3 separate regions of the Homo sapiens genome follow, and regions 1 and 2 are each linked to region 3. A link is a loop called in an ENCODE intact Hi-C map of the cell type or tissue named here. Cell type or tissue: K562. All regions are shown on one strand. Region 1 has its middle 110 kb from the start of LINC01625. Region 2 overlaps LOC107986651 (a long non-coding RNA gene). Region 3 has its middle 120 kb from the start of FILNC1.

The links. Peaks named below come from ENCODE experiments on the same cell type or tissue, not always from the same donor. Only the 100,000 strongest peaks of a DNase experiment are listed, where the experiment ranks them.
Region 1: a loop joins it to region 3, with 2.2 times the contacts of the local background. A loop is called at or near these places in 4 of 110 quality-filtered maps.
Region 2: a loop joins it to region 3, with 2.7 times the contacts of the local background. A loop is called at or near these places in 2 of 110 quality-filtered maps.

Annotation. Positions count from the first base shown.
Region 1 is chr6:139,584,846-139,592,845 of GRCh38, forward strand. No RefSeq gene overlaps it. Among named protein-coding and RNA genes, the nearest start is that of LINC01625, 110 kb to the left of the region's middle. RefSeq lists an enhancer at 4,067-4,211 and a cis regulatory region at 4,134-4,145. In K562, no CTCF peak of the experiment used is centred here; a DNase peak (open chromatin) is centred at 3,496.
Region 2 is chr6:139,442,104-139,450,103 of GRCh38, forward strand. The region is part of intron 4 of LOC107986651 (a long non-coding RNA gene); the gene reads left to right. Among named protein-coding and RNA genes, the nearest start is that of LINC01625, 28 kb to the right of the region's middle. RefSeq lists cis regulatory regions at 3,308-3,760, 7,047-7,175. In K562, no CTCF peak of the experiment used is centred here; DNase peaks (open chromatin) are centred at 3,538, 7,088 and 7,758.
Region 3 is chr6:139,643,670-139,651,669 of GRCh38, forward strand. No RefSeq gene overlaps it. Among named protein-coding and RNA genes, the nearest start is that of FILNC1, 120 kb to the right of the region's middle. RefSeq lists a cis regulatory region at 4,629-5,209. In K562, a CTCF peak has its summit at 4,972; a DNase peak (open chromatin) is centred at 4,912.

The DNA of each region.
Region 1 (8,000 bases), 59 kb before region 3:
GGGACACTCAATGTAACTTTTATTGAAAAATCCACATCTAAGTGGACCCACATAGTTCAAATTCATGTTGTTCAAGGGTCAGATATGCATGTGTATATGTTTGCTGTTCAGTGCTGGCTGACTGGTGATGTTTGAATTTATCTCCACTTTAAAATATTTTTTTGGCTGGGTGCAGTGGCTGACGCCTGTAATCCCAGCACTTCGGGAGGCTGAGGCGGGCAGATCACGAGGTCAGGAGTTCGAGACCAGGCTGGCCAATATGGTAAAACTGCATCTCTACTAAAAATACAAAAATTAGTCTGGCATGATGGTGCACGCCTGTAGTCCCAGCTACTCGGTAGGCTGAGGCAGAAGACTCACTTTAACCCGGAGGCAGAGGTTGCAGCGAGCCGAGATTACACCACTGCACTCCAGCCTGGGCAACAAAGTAAGACTCCATCTCAAAAAATAAATAAATGAAAAAAAAATTTTTTTCCCTATTGTCCTTTATCTTGTATGTCTAGGGAGAGAATTGGCTAGCACACAAATAAAGGAGAAAGGAGGAGAAAAATTCCTTATGTGTGATATGTGATATAAATCTGAAATTCATGATTTTGAGGCAGCACGATTTAGAACAAAAAGAAAACCTAATATTAAAAAATATATGTAGTGATGCTTAAATCTGTAACAGATATTGGGAATGCAGGTGAAAATGAAATTTGTGTGCTGAAAGAGCAACGCCTCAAAAGACGTTACTCACAAGTCCATGCACATTATTTGACATCCTGTGTCATTTCGTAAATCACTTTCATGCTTGAGAAATGAAGTATATACATAAATAATATTGATGCGGATAGCAACAATAGTAAGTTCCTGGTCTTGTCTGCACTCACGTGTCTCTGTTGCAAAGGCTGTTATGGGATTCCACGGTACTAAAGAACTGGAATTAATGATTGGAAAAAATGTTCTCCAGTTGTTTGTCTAAGATAAATATGGCCTTAGACTTCAGGTTCTGCTTCTGCCCATCTCATGGACCATAAGCAGTGAAAAGCCAACCAAAATATAGTTAGTAATATTAATTATGATCAAAATGAGCTAATGGCACCCTGGGATGGTAGGGAAGAAAGTCAGAAGTAAAAGAAAGCACTATAATTACAGGGAAAAAGGCCTTCAGTTATTCTTGCCCTTTTGCTTGCTACCACCAAATTCTAGTCCTGAGTGCTTATAATTACTTTATGAGCCTAAAGTAAGTCATGTTGCTTGTAATCCTTATAGCCATATCTTAATGGAAAAGTATTCACATGTTTGATCCACCTATAATTTTTAGAGAGAGAATGACATTTTCAAGAACAGGGGTGAGAAACTTGGGGAGCCACACAATTCTTGCTTCATGTGTTTCTGTGCATATGTGCGTGCAATGCATATGTGTTCATAGCCACCATATTGACAAACTTAGCGAAGATGTGAAAGGACTGAGTGGCTCTAGGTCATGGAACTGGAAGGGCCAGGGTGATGGCTGAGAGATGAGTCTTTCTCCCCTGGAGCCTGAGAGGGCCTATGGTTGTTGCTTAGCAAGTTCTAGACAAGAATTCAGGTTATTATATAACTTGTTTTCAAAACATTCTTGTGTAGTAGGAATGTTGCAGCTATTCCTGGCCCCTCTTGCCAGGGAAGCACTCTAGCACTTGTGGGTTTGATATCCACTGTGGTGGGACAGGCTTATCAGGTTGGCCAAGCTTGTAGATCCTATTGTGATAGAATATCTTCTTCGCTCTCTACTTTTGTTGTTTACTTAACAAAAGACACTCCACCCTCGCTGCAAGTTTTGACACTCTCTCTGATACACTGTATGGCTACTGTACCTTGACTTTCAATTACATTAAATCCTATCATAATCATTTTCTTACAACAAATCCTCTTTAACACCTGTAAAGCTCAGCTCCCATGGGTGTAGGATTATGCTGTCAAAAATAAAAAACAGAAGAATTCTACTGGAATTGCAGTGGCTATTGCACGCGCTTAAAAATAAAATCAGCATAAGAGCCCTCCCCACTTTGCATTCAATTCTGGTAGCAAAAAAGAGAAAAGTTATTCAAGCCATTCAAATATGGCTTGACGTATAAACCAGTGGCTTTAATTCAGTGATTTTAAATCAATGTGATATCATGTTAAAATACTTTCTCTGGGAATGGATTTCTTTTGGAAGTGAGTTCCGGAATCCCTAATTATTACCATTGTAATGATTAATGTAGAACAGACTATTCTTCATTAATACCTAACAAAAATACATTGTATGGGAAGGCTTTCATTTGTTTGCTTTGTTTCTTTTAATGATCCTGCTTTATTGGTTGGACGACAAGCAAGTTTCAAAATTTAGGGTGTCATGATGGTGTCACCTCTTCTGCCTGGATTATTTTTGGTCAACATGTATAAGCCTGTTTTTTTTTTTTTTGTTTTTTTTTTTTTGCGAGGGAGTCTCCCTCTGTTGCCCAGGCTGGAATGCAGTGGCTCGATCTTGGCTCACTGCAAGCTCCGCCTCCCGGGTTCACGCCATTCTCCTGCCTCAGCCTCCCGAGTAGCTGGGACTACAGGCGCCCACCACCATGCCTGGCTAATTTTTTTTTTTATTTTTAGTAGAGACGGGGTTTCACCGTGTTAGCCAGTATGGTCTCTATCTCCTGACCTCATGATCCACCCGCCTTGGTCTCCCAAAGTGCTGGGATTACAGGCGTGGGCCACCGCGCCTGGCCAGAAGCCTGTTTTATTGTTCCATTTATTTAGGTTGTATTTCATGTGGTTTGCTGCTACTTTGGACTAACATCATTCTGAGCAACATTCTTAGGGTCAAAGGAGAGGAATGGGTATTTGAGGAATGTAACAGATTTTTGTCAGCAGTGTCTTTCCAGTATTAGTCATGCCTGTTGATTCTTCAAACTGATACTCTGAGCTCCATCCTGGGCAATGATAGCCCTTTTCGGATTAGCTGGTGGGAGGATGTCTCTCCAGTTAATCAAATCTCACCACAACAAGCACTCTATTCCACCTCTAACCAAGAAGTTATCTCTACTTCTATTATTTTTCCACTGTGTTAGGAAAATGAGTAGCTCGACATTATGTATCAATCAGAATTTAAAAAATCTTTCCTTTTGGAGTTGCTACCGCTAATTGCCAGGTTAGTAAAATCTTACCCATTCTGGCAATGAGGGTGTGCCACATTTTATTCACTTTTTTTTCAGGAACAAGAGTAAGATTACTGGTGACTCTAATCACCACATACAGCAGCCAGGTCTTTTGCTATGACCTGGGAGAGGTAGAGTTCTCAGCTTTCATAATGTAGCTTTGGTACAGGCCCATCTTTCCAGCTGAAGGTAATGTGAGCTGGAACTGGTCACAGAGGCCCTGGCAGCTGGCTTAACCTGTTTATATAAAGACGGAACACAGCCACTGATTAAGAGAGCCACCTCCTACTGATTGGTTTTGGAGTGGAGCCCAGAATTTTCCATGGAGATAGCTTTTAAAAGTTAGGTCAGCATCTCAATGAAAGATAAGGACACACAAGAAAGCCCTTGTGGGTTGCCCTGTCTTGAGAACCCCCACTGTTCAGCAAGGATCAGAATAGATATATGTGACCAGTGAAATGCTTCTACTAGGTTTATCTCTGTGAAAAGATCACTTTTCCCGGAGTGATCTTGTGGACTGAGGATTAAGTGGGTAAGCTTGAGCCAAGCTTAGCATTTAGCAACTTACGTATTTCCTTGGCTCTTCAATTCTGAAACCCTTCAGAGTGAACTGGTCAGTGATAAGATCAATTTGGTGTCAGGACATTTTATATGGGGGATGTTTTTAAACGGTGGGTACAATGTTGTAAATAACGAAAGACTATTGCTTCTAGATTTAAATCAGGGAATAAGGTTAAAAGGAACAAAAGAGGGATGGACAGGAAGGGGGAAAAAAGATTAAAGAATTCCATAGAGAATCAGTAGAGAAACTACAGGGCTTCAATGGTCCCATGAATTTCTCCACCCCCATGACTGATCAAACATACTTGAAGGAATAGTATTCCTACAAAACAGAGAAAAATGATCTCAGGCCATGATGCAATTTGTGGATGCAAAAGAATCTTTATACTGGATTGGAATTTGACCCTATAGTTTTGTTTACTTATAAGCAGAGACTGTTCCTTTATGAAGTTTTCTATCTGTGTGTTTAGAAATAAAAGTGTGTGGTAATGCCAAAACACTACTTGAATTGAAGTCGTTAGTAGCTGGAGTGTGTGCTACTAAAAGTAGTGACTGGAGGGTATTCCTGCCCTCTATTCTGCAACTTCCAGAGGTTTAAAAAAAAGAACATCCCACTTTTATAAAAAGAGAAAAAAAATCCTTTGCATAGATTATTATATAAATAAATCTTCTTAACACGCACTGCGGTTCTTTTTTTTTTTTTTTCAAAGCACAAAGAGTTATTGTGTGATTTATGTGAAAAGGTTATGTAACTGTACTCTGTTACTTTAAATAGTGTTTTTTATTTAAACTGCCAACTTCTTCATCACCAGCAAAGAAAAAAAATGCATATTTGCTAAGCACAAAGGTAATTTTCAAGGACTGTAATTAGCTCATGATAACTCTATCTTTTGTGATGTCTTTCCTGCTGAACTAGAAAAGAGATGGACTTTTTTTTCATTGTTAAATCTAAACTGTGGCACCTGCAATGTGTCAGTTCTATGAGAACCAGGGAGGAAAAAAGTTTAAAGTATTACACTCGGTCAGGGGAAAATACGGATGTAATAAGGTAACAGATCTTGCAATTTTCATCTGGCTTCATCTTTTCTTTTTACAAACATGACAAGGCTCTATTTCCTCCTGTTTCTATTGCCCAGCTGACCCTTTATTTCCAAGATATTAAAAGACCTATTTAAAAACCAAACGGAATATATGATATGGAAAATGAAAACAATAATGAAATTATGATAAAATACGTAGAAAAAAGTCAGGGGTGTAAATCTCGGTGTCTTTAACACAGGTGATAGGACAGAATGTTGGCAAGAGAAAGAAAAGCAAATGAAGCAAACGTTGGAGGAAGAGAATGCTAATTAATTAAATTCCTTCCAGGAAAATCAATCGCTAAGAAAAATCTTATTTCCATGAAAAATTCTATCTTTGGTGGAGGTCAGAGTATATGTGCACACTGGGTGTGTGTGTACAGTGTCACCAAATATATTTATGTCATTGATTGAGACTACTTTATGGAAGCATTTAGGGGGTCACAGTCAGAAAATTTTCCCCATGGTAAGGAGTATCTCCAAAGAAAATCTAGAAGTTTCCTTCCTAGGAAAATAAGCTGTTGTAGGCAGTAGAATTCCCCGAAGGTCACAACTGTACTACATTCTGGGATTTGGAGATCTGTTTCCTTCTGAGAAGTAAAACCTACCTTTGTAGACTGAGATCTGGGATCCTAGAGCTTGTTTTTCATAGTGTTGGACTATAACCACATGAACAACAGAAAAATCTATAAAGCACTTAAAGTCAAGGAACTGCAGTGTGGCAATGGTAGTTCTGGGTGCGTTTTCTGTGAAACTGTGAGAGCATTATCACCTGTTTGGTCACCAACCTGGTTGTCCAGGTGGCAGTTTGGCAAACAACCAGCATGAAAAACAACAACCTCTTGTAAGGAAAGGGCTGTGAAATCTTTGAGCATAGTTGTTCTCAGATGTTATTGATCCCTTTCAGTTCAAACATTAGATTTCAATTTTCATTGAAATCATTATAAACAACAGAAATGAGACTGAAAATGAATAAATATGCTTACAGCTCAGGCATCAGATATCTACTTCTGGCAATTCTGCACAGGGAGAAGGCAATTGATTTTTAAAGAGTGCTTTGCAACTGGCGGAGAGGAGCAAGACAATAGCTGACCGTTTCAATATATTATGGACAATGATGTCAATCAATATGTTTTGCAGCTAGAATTCAGTTGTAAGTTTGATTGTTGTATCTTTAAAAGTTAGGTGGGAATGTTGAGCCTCTATCAGGTGAAGTCTTCGGCATTTAGGATCTCATTAAATCTTGCTGTCTGGAAGGTGTTACATGCCCTGTTAAACAGATCAAATAAGGGAGGACTGAAAGTTAATTTCCTAGTCAGGAAGGAGGAAGTCAATTAAAAACTTACATTTGAAGAATGATCAATTTCACTTCAATTACCCGAAGGAAGTGTTTTGAAATGTGTATTTAAACTAAGAAATAGAGTATATATCAAAGGGAAAAAATTTAAACTGAAAGGAAAGGCCAAAGTTAGCAGCAATGGTGTATACAATAACAGGTGCAGCCTTTTCTAGGTTCACAGCTACCCTCTCTGACTTCAGCATGTGGCAGGAGAATCTCTTCAAACAGGAGCTACTTTTTCCGAGACTTAAAGGCTATCTTAGGCTTCTAGCAAAGGTTGATGAGTAATATAAACTCTTCCATGTGCTCAACATGAGGATCAGGCTAAAATTAACCCCACTTATAGACAGAAGGTAGCCAAGATGACACTATTATCCATTGTGCTGAAAAAGAAATGCTTCTCTTTAAATCTAGAGGAAAAATGCCGAGACAAAAAGTCCTTTAAATGAATTGTATGCCTGGTTTTATACAAGCTAGGTCATTTAGAGAGACACCTCTCTATTTCTGTTCTCTTCTATGGACTACATTTAGACCTTAAACAATTAGCCCTCTTCACGTTTTTTTAAAAGTCACCTGCTATGGAAACTCCAGCATTTTGTATTTTTAGATGCTAGGGTCAGGGCAAGTGCAAAAATGATGACATTTTCTGCCCTTATAAGCAATTCTTTTTTACTTTAGCAGGACACACGGAAGTGGGTACTGAACAAGTTCCCACATTCTGTGTTAACCCCTTAGGGTAAGAAGCACAAAGCACAAATACAAGTCTATTCTTAGGAGGCTAACCCCATTAGAGTAAATCCCATTTAAGAAGACAAGTGCTCCCTGTCATGAAACCCCTCAAGGTCCTACAAACTTTATAATTAGGCACATTTATTTTCCTGATCTACTGTTATTTAATTGGAACCGTGAAAGTAAGGCAAAGAGGCTACTTTCTGATTTGATTCTTTTTTTTTTCTCCCTGACAATTCTAAATCGAGTGTTCTGTGAACAGTTTAGCTTTCTAAAGTATTTTTCTGTTTTAAGGAGAGGAAGTATGTGTTCTATTGGAGGACAGAACCTCCTGTCTTCTCAATTACACTAAAAAATTCAGTCCAAGGCTCTTAGAATAAATCTCATATGAAAGGAAAGGAGGATAGCTGGAGAGAAAGGATGGAAAAACACACTGAGTTGCATAAATATTTTAACTTTCAGATGAATACAGGGACTTCCTCACTTGTGGTCATTCCTTATTTGTGAATGGCTGGATGTACACATAAACATCATGTCTCCCATGCTCAGGGAGGATTAACCCCTAAAATACCTTATCTAGAGCCTGAGAGAACCACCCCCCCGTCATATTTCATTCATGTATTTATTCACTCCACATCTATTTAGTGAATATCTATTATGTGCCATGCACTAGACAGGGCATTAAGAACACACTGGTGAGCAGAAATAGACCTGGAACAGGCCTCCTGGAGTTTACAGTCTAGACTTAGAGGGATAAATAGCCTTTAATCAAACAATTACATCAATAGATGTAAAATCACAGCTCTGATAAGTGCAAGGAGGTAAAAGCACATGCTATGAGTACAGATAATAAGAGAGATTGAACTTAATCCAGGGTTCAAGGCGGATTTTCCTGAGGAAGTGATAAATGCTGAAAGGTGAAGGTTGAAGGGAAACAAAATCATTCAAGAAGGAAATGAAGAGAATTCCAGGTTAAGTAGCAGATTTGGAGGCCTGAGTTGGGATGGGGCAAGGGAATGACAGAAAGATGGTCGGGGGAGCAGAGAAGAGGCCAACGGCAGCTTGGTGACAGCCGAGGCAGGAGAGGGCCAGACACATGAGCCTTGAGGTCAAAGTAGGACTCTTCTCTTTATC
Region 2 (8,000 bases), 200 kb before region 3:
GGCTTCCAGGATCACCCAAGGGTAGCCCAGAAACAATAAATATTGGATCTCAGAGGGCATCCATGATCACCATATAAAAAGTGATCAGTGTATGTTCATTGCTGAGCTGAGCAATTATAGGAGTTCTCAAACAGTCACATCTCTTCCATATGAATTATTTTGGTTTTTTTTTTTTCCTCCTTGGTAATTCTCAGTAAAACCCACGAAACGAAAAGAGCTGTGGGCTTATCACGAGAAGGAGGAAGGAAGTGAGCAGAAAGAAGCACAGGAGGCCTCACTCTCCTCAGCCTAAAGAGAGAAAACTCCAGGGAACAGAATGGATTGTGGCAAGGTTAGAAAGAGACCCAAAGCAACCTGAGATCTCAGGTGTTTGGCAAAGAGGAAAGGAAGAGCCTGTAAATAGGCTGGGGTTTGAGGAGAAGCCGTTGGGGCTAAGAGTGAGGGGAGGGAGCTTGGGTCCTCAAACAGGAGCTCTTTGGTCATCTTGGGGCCACAGAAGTCACAAGACACTGTTGGGTATTGATGGTGGGGAAATGAGACAAGGGCAGGTGACCCCAAAAGCTGACTGGGGGAAGGGTTAGGGATTACGGTTGCCTTACAGACAGCAACGGGCCTGCCCATTTCTCATTTTCAAATTGGGCTATTTTAGAAAGAAATATCTTTGTGATTCTCTTCTGTTTAGAGCTGCCAAGGATTCAGTTCAAGAAAGGTATCTTTATGGATGTTAGGATGGAAATGTTAGCAGCTGGGTTCTTGGCTAACTTAGAAGGAGGGGTTTGGCTTTTTAGGGTATAATGTAAGGCTGGACAACAACTTCTGAAATAGCCTGCCCTGATACCTGCCCCCACTCCCGGAAAAGGGCTGCTCACAATTTATTAACAAATATGGCTCTTATTAATAATTCTTTGAGCTAGCAGAGCAATCCTAGCTGATTGAAAATAATTACCAGCCTCTCCAGTTGATTAAACAGCACATTTGGATTTTCATTTATATCATCATTTTGATTGAATGATGTGTGTGTACGTGGGGCTGTGTATTAACAAGGTGTCTCTTAAAAGTAATAATAAGTACTCAATGAGAAAGAGTTGCATATTGCTCAGTATAAAAGCAAAAACAAGAAGTCTAAGGCAGGTGAGCAAAAGAACAAAACTGGGACCTAAAATAAATTATGAAAGGCAGACTGTGACAGAGATAAAGTCTCATGGGACGCAATGATAAACACATAGAAAAATACTTATGACGTTCCAAGCATAGCATCAGAGGATTGAAAATTCTGGTCAGCATCAACAAACAAGCAGTGTAATTAATCTGGAACAGAAAGAATACCACAGATGTTTAAAATTTTTTTTTTCTACTGACTCAGTCTCCCGCATACTTACAAATTGAAGCATGTCGATTAATAGCTCCTGAGGTTCACGCCCAACGGGCCCAGTTCCAGGACTGTGTTTGCACTCAATGACATCCTTTTGGATTCAAACTATTTCCCCTAATCAGAATATAAGAATAATTAAAGCCTAAACTCTCTTTGTCTCGCAGTGGTCACCCAAGTGTGTTCTGTTAGAGATTCACTCAACAAGAATAACAAACAAAAACTCCCACCAGAAACTGCTGCGTCTCACAGAAGGGATGCAGGCTGCTCCTCTTTGCTCATGTAACTGAGTGTGGCGCAGCCTCATTCATAACACGATAGTGCTAACTTGCTTCCACCTGGTTCATTTGAATTCGGATTTTGCTGCAGGTCTCCCTCTGGTTTAGTTCCACAAACTTTAAATGCTAGAGAAAAGATTATGCAAACGTGGAAGTTCATAACAACCTGAGGCCATTTTATTTCACAACCTTGAGGAGTAGCGCAAATGTTTTCCTGGAGAGGTAAACCAAGTCACCAAGCTGCTCTGCTGGTGTCTTAACATTTCCTATCAAGTCAGAGGCAAAAAAAACATGAGAATCTCGGCCAGAATTGAAAATTCGCAGGTTTGTTAGAGCACTGCCCTCTCTTAAGCTGGCTTTTTGTTTTTTACCTGCAGTGCTGGTTAAACATGAAATTTTTCTGAAAGGGCAGGGAAAGGCAGAGTGGCCCATATGGATTGGAAAGAGCCAGCTCTGCTGAGGAAGACCTCATCTCAGACCTGGCAGCTCTTCCTTTAAAGAGTGTTGGCTCGCCGGGCGCAGTGGCTCATGCCTGTAATCCCAGCACTTTGGGAGACTGAGGCAGGCAGATCACCTGAGGTCAGGAGTTCAAGACCAGCGTGACCAACATGGAGAAATCCCGTCTCTACTAAAAATACAAAATTAGCCGGGCGTGGTGGCTCATGCTTGTCATTCCAGCTACTCAGGAGGCTGAGGCAGGAGAATTGCTTGAACCCAGGAGGCAGAGGTTGCCGTGAGCCGAGATCGCACCATTGCACTCCAGCCTGCGCAACAAGAGTGAAACTCCATCTCAAAAAAAAAAAAAAAAAAATGCTGGCTCACGGAGCTCCAGGTTACCCTTACCATGGATTGTGCAGATTTCTGAGTGTCCCAAGTCAGAAACATGGCCACCCCTGCCAGGCCCTTTTTAACCTGGAGAGTTCACCCCACGCCTTTCGTTGGACCCACCAAATCTCATATGGGGTTGACACAGGCAACAGCCATCTCACAAACACTGAAATTATATATAATGTACCAAACTGTGAGTTCCTGGATAAGGCCTTATACTTCTTTGCTATGAGATTGATCAGGAGCAAAATCCCTAGATCTCTTTCTGTTTGAGCTATTATTTAAAAAAAAATCTTTGTTATCTATCTTTAGCTGCCAAGGATTCAGCTAAAGAAAGGTATCTTTACAGGTCTTCAGGAGATTTTGGCAGTCAGGCTCTTGGCTAACTCAGAAGGAGGGTCTTGGCTATTTTGCTAAATAGGTTGGTAAAATAGAATATGGAGAGAAGACATGAAACTGTACTAAAAAGACAGTGTTCTTATCTCTAAAAATTGGGTATTCACAATTTAAATGTTATTTTAACTTAGAAATGCATTTTGTCCACATTTACATCCAAGATGCAAAGGTATTCTGACATACATACTTACACACACATAGAAAAAAGTATTCAAAGAGAGGCTGAGAAGTCACCTGTCCACTTAGTAACCAGAATAGAAATAGAAATAGAGAGCAGGTACAAAAATAATTTCTCAGAGTCTTTGGCCTACAAAAGATATATTTGGTTGTTCCATGCGAACTAGCCCTTCCCCCATTGCCTGTATATCCCGTCTTAATAATTCCCATCTCTTTTTATTCTTCCCCAAGTCACTAGGCTAAGAGAATGTTTCTAATTATCTCTAACAAACCCACTTAGGTTATGTTTACATAACAATAAGAAAATGTTTCAGGGAGGAATTAACTATTGCACTGGGGCGTAGGCATTAATTTCTTCATGTAAGATCCAGTTCTTCTTTACTGAATGTTTCATCAAAATGTTTATCTCAAACTAGTAGGCTCAGCCTGGTTAAGGGGTGTTTTCCACATAAAAGCCTCCTGATTGGACAAAAACTGGCCTCACCCAGGGTGTCCTAAGATGGTCTTATCTTTTAACACACTTTCTGACTCCTTTTAGACAAAAGAAGGAAACTAAAACAAAATTGGGGCTAACAATATGGTTAGGAAGATAGGACATTAGTATTAAACCAGGGACAGATATCCTTGTGAAAATGAAAGAAATGTAAAGGACAGAATCATTAAATTTCATAATAGAGCTGGAAGGACTTAAAACTAATCTAATCTTCCTTATTCTACAGCTGTGGAAATGGAGAACCACACAGAGCAAAGTGACTGACCACATTTTCTTTTTTCTTTCTCTTTTTTTTTTTTTTTTTTTTGAGACGGAGTCTTGCTCTGTTGCCCAGGCTGGAGTGCAGTTGAGCGATCTCAGCTCATTGCAACTTCTGCCTCCTGGGTTCAAGCAATTCTCCTGCCTTAGCCTCCCAAGTAGCTGGGACTACAGGGGCCGGCCATTACGCCAGGCTAATTTTTGCATTTTTAGTAGAGATGGGGTTTCACCATGTTGGCCAGGCTGGTCTCGAACACCTGACCTCATGACTGATCACATTTTCTAAAAGCACTGGCCTATGGTCCAAGAGCTAATGTAAACATTTCAAGGCAGATTTTTCTAGATATGCTAGAAAAAAAACTCATCCAATATTCTCTTTTATTCGAAAATCCAATCATTCATATTACAGTCTTTTCCCATATTTCTCTCAAATTTCTCATGCTGACTAGTTCAGGCCAGGTCTAATTTTTGGTAAACTGTCTTGGGGGGCAAATATTCCAAGAGAAGGACCTAGAGTCTGCCCCTGGGTAGAGGGAACCATACCTGCAGCTAGAGATAAACCACTACAGCTGCCAACGTAGGCCTTTGTGCTTAGCAGTTTGCCCGTGACTTGTAGCTAAGGCTTCTTTAGCACACAGGAGACAGAATTCTAATCAGGACCATGTTTTCTGGGTTTACTATACCCCGGCTCAGTCTGAGGGACAGAGAGGAGTGGTTTTGTTTTGATCACTTTCATTTGTGGCAGTCTATGCCTGCCTCTTGCTCTTTCAACAAATCCATGAGATTCCTCATTCTCCTCTTTCCTCTTTTTTAAAATCTTAATTTCCTAGTCATTTCAAATTTGCTGTTTTTCGATTTTCTCCTCCACCTGTCCTTCACCTTAATCCTCTAATCCCATTCGAGCAAAGTAGTAAGTTCTTTTCTTTGTTTTCTCCCCGTAGTTTTCTATTTTTTATTTATTTATTTTTATATCTTGGGAAGTTTACCCTTTTTGCCAAATGTGAATTATGCTCATTTGGACATTTAAGAATTCATTTTCTAGTTTTGATGAGGCTAAAATACTACGGTTTTTTCACTTTTTTTTTTTTTTTTCTAAATCACTAAACTTCTTGAAAGAGGTCTACACTTGGTCTATACTTAGTGTCTTTACATTTCATTAATTCCTCAACCCAATACTGTCTGGCTTCCACCAACACCACTCAATTAAAAATACTCTCTGACCAACATCCTCCCAAGTGGGCAGTTCAATGGCCTCACTTTCTCTTGTTATCCTACTTGACATTTATGCAACATTTGACACGGTTGACCAGTCCCTCCTTATTGAAACTCTCTCTTCTTTCTCCGCCTCTTTTATTTCACCAGCTTCTGCCTCTCTAAGCTTTCTTCTTGGGCTTCCTTTGCTGGTTTCTCCCACCCTTTGATGTTGTTTTTCTAGGGGATCAATTTATGGTCAGCTCACACTGCACACTCCTGCCCTATTCTAATTTCTTTAATAGCTCCATAAGCATTGATAAAGTTCTGTGGCTCATAACTTCTCAGCTGAAGTCCAGTTCATATTTCCTAGGGCCTATAGGACATCTCTTATTTTCTCTGAACAGGCTGTATTACTGTTATTATTATTACCATTATCATGATCATCATGATTAAATTCTCCACCAGTTTGCACATGCTGTTTTCTTTGCTTCCTACATCCTTCTTTCACCACACCAGCTTGGAGCACTCCCGCTAATTATTCAAGACCAGCTCTCCTGCTATCTGTTCTTTGTCACTCTTAGGAAGAGTTAGTTGTTATTTCCTTTCTTCTTTTTGAAGCATTTTGATAGACATAATGACTTACATTAATGGAATTCTTAGGTGCCAATTGCTGATCTAAATTTTTCACACACATTATCTCATTCATTCTGCCTGGTAGCCTCTGATAAAGTTACTCTACCAATTTTGGATGAGGAACCTAAGACTCCATGTAGTAACTTGACCAGGGTCCCATAATAAAGTTTCAATTCCAGGGAGTCTGAATAACCTCCCCAAATAATAGTAGCTAACTTTTACTGACTGATTACTTTGTGCGTGGATTTTCTGTGTTGTCTCATTTAGTCCCCAGAACAGTTAGGAAGGAGTATAATCATGATACCTATTTTATAAATGAGGAAATTGAGGCGTATCTTGCTCAAAACTGCATAGCCTATGAAGTAGCCAAGTGAGAATGTACTTTGTATTATTTATCTCTATGACAAAACTTCCCAAATTGTTCTATGAGTAACCACTTAGGTGCTTCCATCTTGCACACTTCCTTCAGCTCCTTGAAGGCCCAGATGATGTCATTTTCAACTTTAAAACCTTTTATCTAGTCACAAAATGCAAGTTGGATCAATGTGGAGAGAAAGAGAGACCGATAGACAGATTGGCTATTGTTGTCTTTGGGTTGTTTTTCTAGGGCAACTGATATGCACCCACTTTATTATATGTTTTCCATTGCAAATCATTTGTTTTGTGTAGCATTATGAAGTCTAATGTGAAAATGCTGTCTCTGCAAACTTTCTTTTTGAGTAAAAATAGTTTCAGTTCCCAAAGGTAAAATAACTGCTGCCCTGACAATCTGTATCTGCTTCTCTCTCCCTTTAGCAGTTTTTTAGCTGTTGTGTTCAGATGGAAAGTTTACTTGAAAAGACCCTTATCTATTCAGAGATAAATACCACATTTCACAGAATATAAGCTGACAACAAATTCAAGTCATGTCATAGTCTGAAAGAGGACTTTTTTTGTTGAGTGAGACTGTACCCATCTCAGGTACTTGACAGCTCTATTAGTGTTTGTGAAATTACAAAAGTAATACATTATATTGTAGAAAATATCCAAAATACAAAATTGTATATAGTAAAATTTTAAAATCTCCTTTGCTATATATCCTCAATTATTTTCCTTCATTCATTTTGCTTACTATACTTTTTCTAGGCATTATAAACACAAATGTGCATATATGCGTACATGTTGAGTTTTTTAATTTCATAAACTGAGATCACAGTATACACTTTCTTTAGCACATTTTTCTTATAACAATATATCTTCACGTGTCTGTATGAATCAATCTACTTCAATCTTTTTAATGGCTACATAGTGTTCTACGTTAAGGAATGCATACCCTGTAAACCAATTCCATTTAGAAGAATACATGGATTGGTTTCCACAATGCTAACTACATACATATCTTTGTGCACACATGCAAGATTTCTGAGGCTGAGTTCCTCAAAGTAGAGCTGCTGGGTCACTTGGATAGACTCTTCTTGTGGTAGCTGGCCTCCAATAGCTGCCCCCACCACACCACACCTTCCAGATTCACATTCTAATGTGGAAGCTGCCCACATGAGTCTGGGCTACCCATCTTTACAATTTTAGCAAACATAGTAAAATCTATCTACCGTATTTTAATCAACATGGAGAATTTATCTGAATCTATAACTTCCTCTTTCTCCTGAACATGACCAAACCGGTAGCACGCTTTTACTTTTCCCTCTCCTCTCCCATTTTCTGTATTTAATGAAATCCTCTTGCACCATGTCATTTCTTTTTAAATTGCTCTTTTGTAGTTTTAATTTTTTCCACTGGAATAGACATCCTGGTGGTAAGGATTATAAATCATTGCATGTGTAACAATATCTTTATATTTTCTGCATTCTAGATTGATGTTTTCTCTGGTTATGGGATTCTGGGTTCAAGAGAGTTTTCTCTTCTCTTTTTAAAGCAATTTCTTTGTTATGTAGTACTTGTTGATATAAAATGTGATGACAAACTGATTTTTGTTCTTTTAGGTTACCCATGTTTTTTTCTCCTTGGAAAATTTTTAGATTTTTTTTCTCTTTGTCCTTGTAACTCAATAATCTCACTAAGATTCCTTTCTGTTTTTGTTTGCTTTTTAACATTTTCTGACTCAGCAGTTTGTCAGCCATTATCAGGAAGGACATTCAGATTCTGGAATCCTAAAGCTCTCATAGCAAGGAGGCTGAATTTTCTTTTGTGATTATTTCCTGCCTGATACTCCCCCCAACCTTTTTTTTTTTTAATTTTTTTTTTTTAATTTTAAAGAACTGTCAAGCTGTGAGAAAAACCAAAACAATATTATAGAGAAGGAGAAAAATCGGATGTGCATGATTTTAAAAAAATCTTCAACAGTTACATTATTTGTTAATAGCTTTTGACGACCAAT
Region 3 (8,000 bases):
AAGAGCAAAACTCCGTCTCAAAAAAAAAAAAAAAAAAAAAAAAAAGAACTTTGAGTTTGAAGTTTGAATTAACCCTTGTTTTGCCACTTACTTGTTTCTTGATTTTGGTCATGTTTTTAAATCTTGGGTTTCTCATCTGCTAAACAGCAGTAGCAACTCTTCAGAGTGCTTCTGAAGATTAAACAAAATAATGGATTTGGGGCTTAGCAAGCTCCTAGTACACACTATTATTTGTTTTATCATCTCTGCCCTCACTGCTGGATTCCTTTCAGTTCTGCTCAGAAGGAAGAACCCTCCTAATCCCTTCCCAGTGAGGACGGCTCCTGGGCCCAGAGGGACAGCCATGTTAAGAGAGGACAAGCTGCCCCTCTCTGTCCCGTGCCTGCTCTTCGCTATTCTCATAGCCCTGCCCCATCTCCTGTGTACTTTCCACCCCTAATTGTCTGAGGCCCTTTCACCGTGCCATGTTTCTTTTTTTTGTATGTGCTCTATCCTAAGATCACTGCAGTAACAGTTCTGCTGGCACCCTGCCTTACCTAGCAGATAAGCTGTGGGGATATGAGCCACAGTTTCTATAGTCTTGGGGCCTGAGGCTGGAGTTGGGGGACAGAGACCATGAGCTACTGTGCAAGGAAATGTTCTGATGAAGGGCAAAGTCTGGCGATGAAAGAACTGGGAGAGTAGGAGTGGAACCCAGAAATGTTTAGTCCCAGGTGCAGGGGCTGGGAGTGAGAACCCAGATTGCTTGATGACGGAGACGATGTTGTCATTTTCCTTGTGTCTACAGCACCTAGCACAGTGCTCGGCATAAAATAGGCCCTCAAATGTAGGTGGATGATAATTACTGAGGAGTAAAATTTAGGAACTTTGTTGTTTAAATTGTGTGTGATTGGGGAATTGTTGATTTGCCTGAATACTGATTACAGTCTCTCTAAAAGGAGCATAAAAATGACATATTTACGCTGCCTATGTAAAAAGTATTGAATGGCATTTATATGACTTGCTTAGATTAACACATAGCAAACTAATACTTATTATACTTGTCATTACATTTGTATCACATTACCTTTGCAGTAAGTTTTATTTGATTGCAATCGTAAACTATGTATGCTTAAGATATGTTTACAGAATCTGAGGCTTAATCCACCAGTAACAACAAGCATCCTTCTCGGTGCTTTAGAGTCCTACCTCGCGAGCTCAGGCTTCCTAGAATGTTACCACGTGTCCCACATTTGTTCACTCACATATTTAAAAAAGACAAAAAGGACAGAAAGAACATTGCTCAGGACAGTCAGGGGAGGGGGGTGACCAGAATGAAAACAGTCAGTGCAGAACATTGTGCAGGCCCATTCCTGGGGCGTGAAGAATCTGAGACATTTGGAGAAGACCCAGGGAACACAAGGAAGGGAGGGGGGATTGCAAGAGGCAGGCAGTGAGGAAGCAGCCGGGGGATCTGGCTGGGATTCCAATCCATTCTTAGCTACTTGATACAAAGGCTATTATATTAAAATTCTTCTAAAGAAAGATGGATTTCCACAGCACCCTATTTGTGTCCTAAATTTAGAGTAACAAAGCTGGAGCAATTGAATGGTGCAAAAACTCTTTCTTCCCTCAGAGTCAAAGGAACAGTAAAAATTGGACTTATGAAATTAACTTTCTACTTGAGTAGTATTTGTCCTTTTAGTTCTTGCATACTTGTTTGTAAACATAGTTTGAGTTTCACTGAATATTTTTTCTTTTAGTTAATAATATAGCTTCCCACATCCAGTCACTTACTAAGCTCTGGACACCTCCAGTTTTTTCAATAGCTCTCAATCTCCTGTCTTAGTACAGGTTCATCTGAAGGACATCTCAGGGGAAGGCTTCGTGTGTAAGTGATTTGTGAAGGAAGTGCTTCCAGGAGAACCTGGGAAAGGAGTGAGGGAAGCAAGACAGGGAAGGGTGCAGTTTCAGGCAGCATGTCCCAGAGAGTAGCTTCAGCCTGAGCCCATGGAAAATACTGGAATGTAACTGGGGCCTTGGGATTTGTCCCAAGCATGATCAAAGCAACTGGGCTTTAAGATTTTATATTTTATAAACTCTGTCTAAAGGCTGTGGGATTTGAGGGGTTAGTGGTGGTGGGGGTGGTGTGTAGAAAGTGAACTTGTAGGCACTTTGGGCTTTTTTATGCCTGTGAGCAAGGCACTCCAATGCCAAGAAGTGTTCGCCAAAGGAAAGTTGCAGGTGTGAGGTGGATGTGGGCATGCAAGCAAAAGTGCAGCTGGAGGATGGCACACAGAAGATGTTACCAAGGATGACAGGGGATCTCAGTGGAGCTTAGAGAGTGTCCACAGCCTGTCTTGATTCTCTCTGTCTCTACTGTGTATCTTCAGCACAAGTCCCTGTGACTCTTTCTCTTCTGGGTTGCACCATATGTTCCTAACTGATATCCTTTGATCCATAAATTATTGTTGGAGTCTGTGATCTTTCTTTTTCTTTTCCTTTTTTTTTTTTTTTTTTGAGACAGGCTGGAGTGCAATGGTGCGGTCTCAGCACACTGCCACCTCCACCTCCCAGGTTCCAGCAATTCTCCTGCCTCAGCCTCCCGAGTAGCTGGGACTATAGGCACGCGCCACCACGCCCAGCTAATTTTTGTATTTTTAGTAGAAATGGGGTTTCACCATGTTGGCCAAGATGATCTCGATCTCTTGACCTCGTGATCCACCCACCTCGGCCTTCCAACGTGCTGGGATTACAGGTGTGAGCCACAGCACCTGGCCATCTGTGATCTTTCTAAATCACAAATCTGGCAGTGCTAGTCCAGTGCTCAAAACCCTTCAGTTTTTGCCTAAAGTCCAAGCTGCTTAGCGCAACTTGCCTGATACCCTTGATCTGACCCCAAACTCTTAGGGCTGTACTCATACAGCACAGTGGGTGTTACGGACTGAATATTTATAATCACGCCCCCAAATCCTAACACCAACCCTGTGGTGATGTATTAGGAGACAGAGCCTTTGAGACTGATTAAGTCATGAGGGTGAAATCCCCATGAATGAGATTAGTGCCCTTATAAGAGACACTCCAGAGAGCTCTCTCACCCCTTCAGCCATGTGGGAATGTGGCAATAAAATCCTGGGCCTTCTATGAAACAGGAAGAGGGCCCTCAACAGACACTGAATTTGTTGACACCTTGATCTTGACCTTCCCAGCCTCTAGAACTTTGAGAAGCAAATATTTGTCATTTAAGCCACCCGGTCTATGATATTTTTGTTATAGTGGCCCAAATGGATTAAGACACTGGTATGACTTGCTGCTCTCTGACCTCTGGAATTCTGTAATGCTATGCCTACTGTCTGGAAAATCTTTGCCCACCTCCTCACCTGGCTCCCCGTTCCTTACCTTTGAAGATCTAGCTCACTCTTTATGTCCTCTGGCTTTCCACTGTACCCTGGGCTCATGCCATTGTAATATTTGCCACAGTCATTTTCCCACCAGACTGTGAGCCTCTTTAAGAGAGTCTTGTGCCCTGTTCACATCTACATTGCATCATTCTTGAATTCCATTAGAGGATAAAGTGAACTGAAGGAGGAGCAGGAAATCTGTCTTTGCAGGGATCTGCAGAATGAATGTGATTTAAGTTTCATGGGCCTCATTCTTCAAGAGTTCGGCCAAGGGAGTCAAAACAAAAGGTTGGTCCCCTCCTATGTGCCAGATAATGGGCTGGATGTACATCGTCACATTTAGGAGACTAAATGTACATCCAGCCCATTATCTGGCACATAGGAGGGGACCAATCTTACCTTTGAAGATCCAGCTCAATCTTTATGGCCTCTGGCTTCCCACTATACCCTGGGCTCACACCACTGTAGTATTTGCCACACTCGTTTTCTAAGAGGTAGCACCATCAAGAAACCATAAAATAGAATAAGTCTCTTGAGATCAGAGACTTTTCTGTTTTCAGAGCTTTTCTGGTTTCCTAATGGTGCTACCTCTGAGAAAGAAAAATTTAACTCATACACTCAATTTGGCCTGCATCTATACTGAAAGTGGAAGAGATATTTAATTTAAGCCAATTAAATGTATATTTTTGAGGGCCTTGGATTTCAGGCGAAGACTTGGCAGTGTAGTACATGTCAAGTATGAAATGAATTAAACATGGAACCTGATTGTTATGGGTTGAATTGTGTTCCCTCAAAATTTATATGTTGAAGTCCTCACCTCCAGTATCTTGGAATATGACTTTATTTGGAAATCAGGTCATTGCAGTTATAATTCAAGATGAAGCAATACTGGAGTTGGGTGAGCCCCTAATCCCACTGGCATTCTTACAGAAAGAATGCCACGCAAAGAATCAGATACGCAGAAAATGCCATGTGAAGATGAAGGCAGAGCTCGGGGTGATGCCTCTAGAAGCCAAGAATGTCAAAGATTGCCAGCAAACCACCGGAAGCAAGGAGAGAGGCATGGGACAGATTCTCCCTCCCAGTTCTCAGGAAAAAACAACCCTGCTGACACCTCGATCTGGACTTGTTGCTTCCAGAACTGTGAGACTATATATTTTTGTTGTTTAAGCCACCCAATTTATGGCAATTTGGTATAGCAGTTTTAGCAAATGCATACACTAATCTGTGAACTAAGAGACAGGCATAAAAAAACGGTATGTTGCAGTGTGATGAGGCTAATAGTGGTATCTGTGCAACACACAGGTGCGGCACAGAAAAGAGAAGGATTGGTGTGAGTTTTGGGAAGGAGATCTACACAAGCGGGGGGCACTGGCGAAAGGAAGGTTGCAAAGAAGGGCTGCGTGAGTCAGGTTTTGAAAGCTAAAGATGAAGACTGATCTCTCTCTATGGGGGTTATGGCAGTCACAGATAAAGCCAACTGCTGTCCAATATTACCCCTAGTTTATCTTAAAAATCGTTGGTGGGAGCTGTGCAGAGAGGCCTTAACAGATATGGGAGCAAGCAAGTGGATTTGGGGCCTAACAGTGGCATGTGGTAAGCAGCCTGTGATCTTGCACCAGTGGGTGTCGTTCCACTCCCATCCCCCACCTCTGATGTAGCACACCCTTTGTTCTCCCCTTTCTTTCTTCCTTTGAGTAAATCTGTTTACTACCCAGAAAAACGAGGAAGGAATAGGCCAATTGCCCAGGGCAGATGGTGCGACGTTAACAGATGACACACAGAAAGCAGAACTCCTCAGCTCCTATTTTCCTTTTACATTCTCCAGCAAGGCTCTTCAAATGAAATAGCATGAAAGAAACATCATTAAGAAGAAACTGAAACACAAGTCCGTGAGAGATAGTGAGGGAACCCACTATCTGGTTGATTTAAATGGTTTCATGTGTTCAGATCCAAGTGAGTTATACCCAAATAATGAAAGAACTTACAGAAAAGACCAGTGAGCCACGAAGGAGACATTCTTTTTAGTGATTTTTCAAAAAGAATTTCTGGATAATTTAAAATGTGCTTCAAGCCTAGAGAAAGGTAAATGTTGCTCTCATATTCAAAGAAATATAAAAGATAAACTCACAGAAAATACCAGTTCATATTGATTCCCTGCAAACTTTTTTTGTTATTTTATTTTACTCACGTACATACAAATATACAAAGAGGAAAGGAGGTAGCAAGGCGGGAGAGAGAAAATGAAGGAATGAGAGAGACAGAGAAAGAGGGAGAGAAAACAGAGCAGAAAAGATAGAAAAGGGAGAATAAATTTATTAGCTTTATGAAAATTACATTAAGTTTGCACTGCTCAATTTACCTATGGTTGTGACTTCAATAATCCTGCAAAATTTTATAACAGCCAATTAAATAAGCATGATATGTGCCTTGAGAAAATAAAGGAGATGGTTAATCAGAACCAGAGGTTAATAAGAAAAAATTGTGCTAAACTTGGAGCTTTTTTCCTTCCCAACTTCCTTTGTCTTGTCTTTTCTTGTTTCCCCAGTGTGAGAAATTCCCCCTCCATTTTGATTTCACCCAGAGATGCAGCACTACCTACACCAAACAGAATGTGAATGTCTGCAAGTTCTACACAGTATTTCCCAGGAGCTAATTGGATCAGAAGAAAAGGCAGTGCTGATCACAGAGTTTGCCTGTCGGTCCCCAAACTGTATTTCTATTTTCCAAGTTCCTCATCCCGAGGCTTTCTTCCCTTTCTTCTTCTGTCAGTACCCATAAATCCTGGGCTTCTTCCTTATCCACCTCCCTCTTGTTCCTGTTCTGATAATCTTCCCAGTACATTTGTCCATCCAAGAACTGGCTGCTTGCTTGCTTTGGTCAGATGACTCCTCTTAGGGTCTGGATCCTTGATTGACAGCTGGGACCAGGAACCTCTGAGCAATCCATCCCTCCGATGCAGACTGTCCTTATGAACTACACTTACTATGAATTCCAGTTCCCTTCTCACACATTGGGCTCATTTCTGCTTCTTGAACTATGTCATCATTATTCCTCCATTCCATATTAATTGGACACCAACTCTTCAAAACACATCATTACCCCAGGATTAAGAGCCTAGGCTTTGGAGTAAGACTGTGCTTTTTAATCTCTAAAAGTTATAAATCACATCATATTTCTCTCTTGTTTCAAATCTTCCACAAAGTTTTCACCATGTTTAGAATAAAATCCCAACTTGTTACCATGACCTGTAAGGATCTAGATAATGTGGCCACTGCTTACCTCTGTCATCACTGCGCACCACTCTTTACCTTTATATATATATATGTGCCTTCTTTCTGTTTTTTAAACATGTCAGGTCTGTTCTTGCCTCCCGGCCTTTATACTCTTTTCCCTCAGATCATCACATTCCTGGATTGTTCTATTCATGAAATTTTGAGCTAAAGTTTCTTCTTGGGGGAACCTTCCTGACTACCCTGTCTAAATCAGTCCTCTTCTCCCACTACCAGTTAGTTCCTGGCACTTTATTGTGCTGTTTTGTCTTTGTGACACTTAATATCCTCTAGAATTACCTTGTGCATTTATTTGGTGACTTTGTTTATTTCCCTTGCCTTGACCTCCCAGAATGTAAGTTCCATGAGAGCAGGGTCTCTATCCTCAGCCCTTAGACAGTTTCTGGTATGTAGTAGGTACTCAATAAATAAAACGAATCAGTGAATGCTTGCTCCATACTTCCTGGGCTACATGGCTATGAACTAATTGCTTCCATGGGTTTTAGTTCCTTATCTTTACAATGTGGTTGGCAACTCCTGTTTCACTGGGATTTTGTGAGCATTGAATGGGATTACACAGGTAAGGTGACTAGAGCGGAGTGGGGAATAGAACAGGCACACAATAACATGAAGGGTTATTATGATATGCCAGTCTCCATGGAATGCCATAGGAACACAGAGATGATTCTAACAAAGTCCTTTTCCCAGAAGTGCCCAGTCATTATGTTTGAGCAGACGTTAGAATTGCTGCAGGCCTTGGACACCACACGCCACTTTCCCTGCTGAACCTCTCCTGGGAGCCAGACTCTCCCAGGGCCTGCCACATCTGGTCGTTGGGTCATGTTCTTAGGCCCGCTTATCCACATTGCCTTGTCTTATTGTGAATAAACAACCAAGATGCACTGATAATCCCCGAGATTACAAAACTAACCCAATCCTCTTTTATGGATGAAGCTATTAGACAAGTATTTCTAGGTATAACACAGGGTCTTAGTGTCTCTGTATTTTAGCAGAGAATATGACAGACATTTAGATATTATAGATGAATATGAGAATATGCCTCTTTGACATTAATTGCTATTTAATTAGATAAACCTGAAAAACTCCCAATGTTTTACAAGTTTAAAAAGCACTCTTAAGATTACAAACAGTAATGAAGATTCATAGGCAGAAGACTGGATCATTGAATTATAATTTGATTTGATTATACAGGGGGTGTCTAATTTATTCACTTCTCTACCAGTCTGTTGTCACAGTATCCTGAAAGGTGATGAGCCTCTGAGCCTAGTATCTCTGTCTTCTAATTATCTGAACATAGTAACAAGGCTACAAAATGATGTATGTAGCA